Linked DNA regions of Mus musculus: regions 1 and 3 are each linked to region 2. A link is a loop called in an ENCODE intact Hi-C map of the cell type or tissue named here. Cell type or tissue: heart. All regions are shown on one strand.

The links. Peaks named below come from ENCODE experiments on the same cell type or tissue, not always from the same donor. Only the 100,000 strongest peaks of a DNase experiment are listed, where the experiment ranks them.
Region 1: a loop joins it to region 2, with 2.6 times the contacts of the local background. A loop is called at or near these places in 3 of 42 quality-filtered maps.
Region 3: a loop joins it to region 2, with 2.3 times the contacts of the local background. A loop is called at or near these places in 3 of 42 quality-filtered maps.

Annotation. Positions count from the first base shown.
Region 1 is chr13:110,682,428-110,684,927 of GRCm38, forward strand. Gm33172 (a long non-coding RNA gene) reads left to right here and starts at 1,451. Exons shown (of 3, transcript XR_382906.3): 1 at 1,451-1,677; 2 at 2,358-2,452. In heart, no CTCF peak of the experiment used is centred here; a DNase peak (open chromatin) is centred at 1,334.
Region 2 is chr13:110,537,107-110,539,606 of GRCm38, forward strand. No RefSeq gene overlaps it. Among named protein-coding and RNA genes, the nearest start is that of Gm32990, 30 kb to the right of the region's middle. In heart, no CTCF peak of the experiment used is centred here; a DNase peak (open chromatin) is centred at 1,235; H3K27ac peaks cover 2,160 bases.
Region 3 is chr13:110,689,580-110,692,079 of GRCm38, forward strand. No RefSeq gene overlaps it. Among named protein-coding and RNA genes, the nearest start is that of Gm33172, 7.0 kb to the left of the region's middle. In heart, no CTCF peak of the experiment used is centred here; a DNase peak (open chromatin) is centred at 1,452; H3K27ac peaks cover 639 bases.

The DNA.
Region 1 (2,500 bases), 150 kb after region 2:
CATTGTTTTTAAAGTGAACTTCCATTCTACCCACTGCCCTTCCTGCAATGGCTTCATTGCATTGTCCTGTTGTGTCCCATGTACCACTTGTTGTATGTACATAATTTCTCTACCATGTTTTTACTTTGCTGTTGGCCGTGTATCTGTTCTAAGACTTCAGGAACGTGAAGAACTTGGGAACCATGGTCAAGAGGTTTTCATAAGTACCCACAGCACTGTCACGTACTAGCTGTACAGTAATACAGTGATGAAGTCAATAAAGCAAACGCTGCTTTGTAAAGCTGTTAAGACTCCTACATTTATAGGGAAGATATTTTCAACCTGGCTTAATAATACTCTGTGTACAACCTTAAGAAAGTTTTACCTCCAAGTCAATGAGACTACTCAGTGGGTAATGGTGTTTGACAACAAGAAAGTTCCCTATACCCTCCCTCTGCCCTGCTCCTCTACCCACCCATTCCCACTTCTTGGCCCTGGCATTCTCCTGTACTGAGGCATATAAAGTTTGCTAGACCAAGGGGCCTCTCTTCCCAGTGATGGCCGACTAGGCCATCTTCTGATACATATGCAGCTAGAGACACGAGCTCTGGGGTACTGGTTAGTTCACACTGTTGTTCCTCCTATAGGGTTGCAGACCCCTTTATCTCCTTGGGTACTTTCTCTAGCTCCTCCATTGGGGGCCCTGTGTTTCATCCAATAGCTGACTGTGAGCATCCACTTCTGTGTTTGCCAGGCCCTGGCTTAGCCTCACAAGAGACAGCTATATCAGGGTCCTTTCAGCAAAATCTTGCTGGCGTATGCAATGGTGTCAGCGTTTGGAGGCTGATTAAGCTTTCATCTGTCTCAAGTTCTTCCTCCCAAACCAGAATCCTTTTCCCCGAGATGTTTTACAGTCACTCTGTAGAAACAATTGCAAAGAAGTGGGGCTATCCACAGCCCCCCTCTTCCTGGAAGAGCTTCCTGCTTCTCAAAGGTATGCTCTGTCTGATGCTACACTGCCACCTCCAGAGTTTACATCTTGTTCTTCCTGTTGATGATGCCTGCAGGACAGAAATACACACACACACACACACACACACACACACACACATCAGCGGAAGGAAACAGGGTTTGGAAAGACCTCCGTAATTTATGGAAAACCGTGCAGTTATTATTAGCTTTTATCTTTACCATCATATGAGGCTATTCCCATGGGGCAGTTTCTATCTGAGAATATAAACACCTCGGGATGTACCATACCTTCTAGACATGCCTCCAGATTTAACAGCTTTGTTTACCGTTTCCCTAGCTGTCTATCACTAAGGCGGATCTGTATCTCCCACATCTGACCGGACGTGCATCACCTACAAGGGAAGATGATTAGCTGCAACCATTGTGTCATGAAACCCATCCCCCATACAGCTTCTTCATACAATGAGGAAGACTGGGTTGGCAGAGAGGAAATACACACTTTTTTTCTTTTGAAAGCTTACAATATAAACCTTAGTACAGTGTACACAGCCAAGCCGCTATTTCCTTTCAGTACAAGCTAAACATAGATTCAATGCACCAAAAGAATGTGGGCAGCATAATTTTATGCATCTGTAAGATTGCTTTATCTCATAAGAAGGCGTTTAAACATCCCGCAATGGCTGAAGCCTATTAAATGCAGGCGTAACTGCCATTTCCAACGAACAGGTAACAAATCTCTTACTTCTTTTGTATGGTTTGACATGTTAGCATCGGATGACTAAAAATACATTCCCTCATTTCTTATGTTTGTATTTTAGCATTATACGAATTACCATCATAACACTCTTTGTATAATAATATATTAATGTTAAATAGGGACCCTTGTCTCAAAATATTTCAGAGCTGTTTACCACCTAACAAACAAATTAGATGCCCCTCTCTGCCATGTGTTCTACCTTGCCACTTTGCAAGCCCACAACTTTCTAATCACATGTCCCCATCTGCCCTGGGATGGCCTTAAAAGCAGAGAGGGCTGGAAGTTTGCTCAAGATGCTCACAGCTAGCCACAGCATGAAGAGTCCCCAGGAGCCCAACAGAGTAAGTTAAGTTCTGACTCCTGAGTCTGATCAAGAACCTGAAACACTGAGAGGAGATTGTCGTCTTCTCTGGGCGAGTCTTAAACTAATGAGTCACACAAGTCTGTAAGTATGTTATTTCTGCTAATGTTAAAGGGAAAAGAATTGTTTAACTCTTATAAGGAAGTCACTATTGTTAAATTAGGAAGTACATCATACTCAGGCCTTTAGCCTTTGAAACTCATGTGTTCTGTGTATAGGTTCGTCTTTTCCAGAATGTTGAGACATGCTGAGTTCTGTCCAAACTCCTGTGTTGCTTTTATCCCTCAGAGCATCTCACTGTCCACTGCCAGCCAGCCCTGTTTTACCCTTTCAGCAAGGACACGCACGGGGAAATTCTAGGCCTGACAGGATTTTAGGGGAAGGTATGTGGCCTCGTCACTTTTTTTCTCTTTCTTCTTTGGGTGGCAAGT
Region 2 (2,500 bases):
GACACATAGAGAAACCTAGTCTGTTTACCACTCATCATATCCAATCATCTCAGTGCATACCCAAACAGTAGTGGGCCTTGCACAAGTAGAAAACTGATAACTGCTTGATCTTTATATTAATGTAGCTCAATTAATTAATTCCTTAATTAAATGACTCATTTGGATTGTTCTGCTAGTTCTTTTTCATTTCTTTGGCCAGTTAGTTGATTTAAAAGCACAAATATAAAACCGATCATGCAACATGTACAAACTGTGGCTTTAAGTGTTATATATATTTAAACTGCCTTAGAAATCCCCTAATGCACTAATAGAAGAGGTTTAAACTTGCAAGTTGCATTAGAAAAAGCAAGACTGTGAAGCAAGTTGGTAATGAGGCCCACGGCAGGACCTTCATGTCCTCACTGGATGAACTAAATGACATATGATTGCTATTGTTTTTCCATGTCTGAACAAACTTTCTGTAAGCAGGTGTGACTGGGTTCCTGTGCACAGAACATTAATTCTTGATCACAAGGCCACATTCTCCATTGTCACAGCTCTCAGAGTATTTCATCACTCTGGCTGGCACATTCTGAATCTCTCACTTTGGGAAGTTTGCTAGCATTGATATCCTTATTCGGATAATAGTCGCCATGTACCTACAGTCTCTTTGGAAGAAAAGTCTATGTGGCCTTTCCAAATTGCCTAGCATTACATTCAATAAAGCAAGTTTTATCCCATAATAATTTTATGTAGGTAAATCAATCATCAAATAAGAAAGAAAATCTACTAATAGAAAAGAAAGGATTGCTCCCCTTTTTAAACACCCTTTTCTTTCCTGGCGTTTCTCTATGCTACAATTCTCCTCCTGCTCACTGGCTTCTGCAGCCCTGATTTTAGAGATACACTGTGTCAAGAGGTCCTAGATGTCAGGCACGCTACAAAGAAACAGATCAAGGGCTGTGCCAAGATATTTGACATTGTTTCCAAAGTATGTGATTATTTCAGCACAGTTAACAAAGTCGGCTTGCACTTCGCATCTACCCCTTCAGTGCTCATGGAAAACTACTTAAAGGCAGTGCCAAATTTATCTATATGCACTTTAGTCCCCATGGAAAAATCAGAGGTCATCATTGCAACTTTGTTCATGATACCGGCAGTCAGGGAGCAGAAGACGGAAGCTGTTATGAAACATCTGTATCCACACGGGTAGACAATTGCCAACCCCTGATCTGGGTTAGACAAAGGCCAGGGTGAGCAGGAAACAGGCTGCAGCAGTGACGCAAGGGAAGCTTGCTGGGGCTGCTCAACTCCCTTACTTAAGAGAGAACTGCAACACTGATGCCCAGGACAACAGAGCCCCTGTGTTTACTCTGACTCATACACAGTCCCCATGTTAATACTTTTCAGATTGTAGCTGTCTTTAATTAATAAGACGATCATTTGCTCTAATAGGATAAAGGTAGTGAAAGGCTGGTTAATACAAAACTCAAGGGAATGTGAACAAGGGAAGACAACAAAACCTTTATTGTTTCCTAGTTACCAGCGCATTTTCCCTTTACGAATTACTTCAGAGAGTATGATTTCAGATATATCATGGTGCCTCCTATCCAGTGCAAACGGGGAAGTACTACAACCAGGCTAATCTCTGGCCTTCCCTTCCCCAAATTCATTCCTTAGAATTACAATCTCAAATGAAAATGTTGGTATTGCCTGCATCACTGGCCTTTGTATCATAAGTATTATCGGGGAACCAAGGGTTGAGAAGGGGAGAAAAGTACAAGGAACAGGACCTGAAGAAATGAAGGCCAGTTAAGAGTGATGTTTTTAAGTCAATGACCATCCTTATAACCACAGAATAGTGCAGCTCTCAGCCGTCAATTCAGCCTTATACCTACAGAATCATGTAGCTGTCAGCCCTCTTTAAAGCAACTTCTTTTTGCAGCAGATGGTGACCATTACAGTGGGACCACCTAAGGTTCAGGGGGCAGCAAGATTGCAAGAGCCTGAGGACCAGGAGACAAGCTTTGAAATGGGGTATATTGGATATGACACAGTGCTTCACCCACAAAATCATAACACGGTGGCTGCCTAAGCATGACCTGCCCAATGGCACAAGTTGACATACCAACACAGACAGTGTAAATATCACAAGGCCTCACCCCTAAATGAGCTACAGACAATTAATTGCTACTAAGAGAGGGATTATCTGTCTTCTCTGGGAAAGAGCTTTGATGGATCATCCAATCCTACTTGGTTGCCCTTAAACAAATAATTCCTAGTGAGCAACACTAAATGGACTCAGCTGGCTGTACATACACACACACACACACACACACACACACACACACACACACACACACAGAGGCATATGTCACAAAAATAAAGAAGAGGCCAAGAGTTTCCATGGTCGTGGGAGGCCTGGGGTGAGCAGAGTCGAGAGCTCTGGGGATGGAAAGGATGTAAATACAGTATTCATGTCTTGATTTTCAATAAACTAAAAAAAAAAAAAAAAAAAAAA
Region 3 (2,500 bases), 150 kb after region 2:
TGAAGAAATTAGACCTGTACTTATCTCTCTACACAACAATGAACACCCACTGGATTAAAAACCTCGATGTAAAAGCTGAAATTGGGAGAACACACAGGAAGCTATATACATATTACCAGGCATAGACATAGAAAAAGAATTTCTTACTAGGACCCCATTCACTAAAGAATGAAGGCCAGCAATTGGCAACTGGGACCTCATAAAACTAAAAAGCATCTGCATAACTAAGGAAACTTCAGTGTAATGAAGAAAACACCCACAGAGCAAGAAAGAATCTTTGTGAGCTATTTACCTCTCAGTCAAGAAATCAAATAATCCAGTTAAAATATGGGGAATGAGACTGAACAGGGAGTTTTCAAGAGAAGAAAAAAATTTTAAAAGTTAAGATTGCATGAGAGAAGGCAGAAAGATTGTAAGAGCCAGAGACCCAGAAAGTCTCCTATGAGATTGGGTCTCCTAGACATGACTCTATGTAAGACCTAAACAATGACAATGTCAGTAGGGATACTAGAAGATCTGAACAATAACAGTATCAATAGGCGTGCTAACACAGAAGGGAGAAGATTTCTCAGGGCTCTGCCTCGAAACAAAGAACTATAAACAAGTGATCACTCCTGAATTGGTTAGGCAATACATAGTGGTCTTCCCTGGAATCATATATACACAAGCAACAAAGATGGACTCAGACGATTGCACTTACATATTTGCACATCTATGTATATCTATTTATCTACTATCTACTTTTCAAAGAGGCCATCAATTTGGACAGAATGGGGAGGGACATGGGAAAGGTTGGAGGGAGGACAAAGCAGAGGGGAGGTGATGAAATTATAGTTCAATTAACAAATAAATTAAACAATGAAATAAAATGCAAAGGGAAGTATGGTCAGTGGTGGTATGGGTATGAAGCAAGCGCTGGCAATATGTCAAATAAAACTGAATTTCACTATTAACATCCCTAGTAAATCCAGAGAGTGAGTGGTTCCTAGTAAATGTTCACTTCAAGGAAGTTACGATTACCCCTCCCTCTACCAGGACCTCATTCCAGGGAGAGGTGTCAAAATTGATGTAGCTTTGAGTTGGCTCTGTGTGGTAGAGCTTGATATGCAGTGAATTAAACTTACCATCTGGCAACCTGGGGCTTCTGTTGTCTCAGATTGTGAAGCCAACGTGGGAACACATCCAAGAAGCAGAGTGCAGGGGACCTGGTGGGTACTAGAAAGCACTGGACACATTACACTCTTTCTTTTTTATTTATAATTGTTATCCTTTCTGAATCTGTGGATGTCACCTTCATTTCCGGACCTGACATATTTCACTGGAGGTTCTTTGGAGAGTTCGGACTCTAATAACAGAAGAATCCCCTGGCAAGTAATGATCTTGTGTTGTAAAACACTCTAACCCATCACATTCCAATGGAAACCTGCCCACGATAATGAATTCAGAAAGGACGAGGAACTGGAAAGTTGCCCTCTGACTCATGGCTCTGCTCCAGCCGTACTTAGGATAATAGATCCGGGCTGGGTCTCCCTTGGGAAAATGTGTATTTTGGGAAGGAAGATGCCTGAACAGCATATAGAGAGGTTTCCTGTGCTGCCACGAGCAATTTATGACTTAATGAGTTTATTTATAGGAACATTATAAGTCCGTTATCATTTCAGAAATCAATGAAGCAGTTTCCAAAGGAAGTCAGTGATTTGTGGCTATCAGCTAACACAAATTATTTATCACAGGGAAAAAGAATCCCTCCAGAAAAGAAAACTGGTAACTGAGCAACGTAACAGGAGATAAATCCTTCAGGAACATTGAATACAGTTTTGTAAGAATAAATGTTGCTTAAACAAAAGGCCATAGTGTGTCTACTGGTTAAACATCTTAAAAAGCTTTTAGAACTCTTCTTTTCTGATTGTGACTAGGACTTAATGCAGAGAGCTGCCATTCGCGAAGAACTCACTGCTACCCTGTGGATACCTGCTAACTACTCTATGTATGTTCTTTACCCCCTTCGATCTGATACCTCACAGAGGGTAAAAGGGCTCTGAGAGATGTGGTAAGTAATTATTAAAGAGATATAATGGCTTGCTCGAAACAGGGAATGATAAAAGGGGGATGATAAATGGAGTGATAAGTTCAAGTCTACCTTACTCTAAATCTATGTGTTTCCCCTCTTATACTAACACCACTGGTTCAAGTTATTTGATAATGTCTGAAACAGATGTGTTTGATCTGTTTCAGATCATTCATTTCACTCTACATTATAATATACAGCCAGATACACACATATCCAATTTACTTATCCATCCCTTCAAATATATGAGTCCGTTGTTCACCTATGGCAAACCCTTACTAAGCACATGGGACCTATGAATTAAAACTTAAAGCCTCTCATCTCAGCGACTTAACAGGGAGAAAAACCAGATAGCATTTATATTGCACATGTGCAACTATCAAAGAATGTACAAGATCATGAAACAGAATGGCAGCACAAATTCTCTAGGCC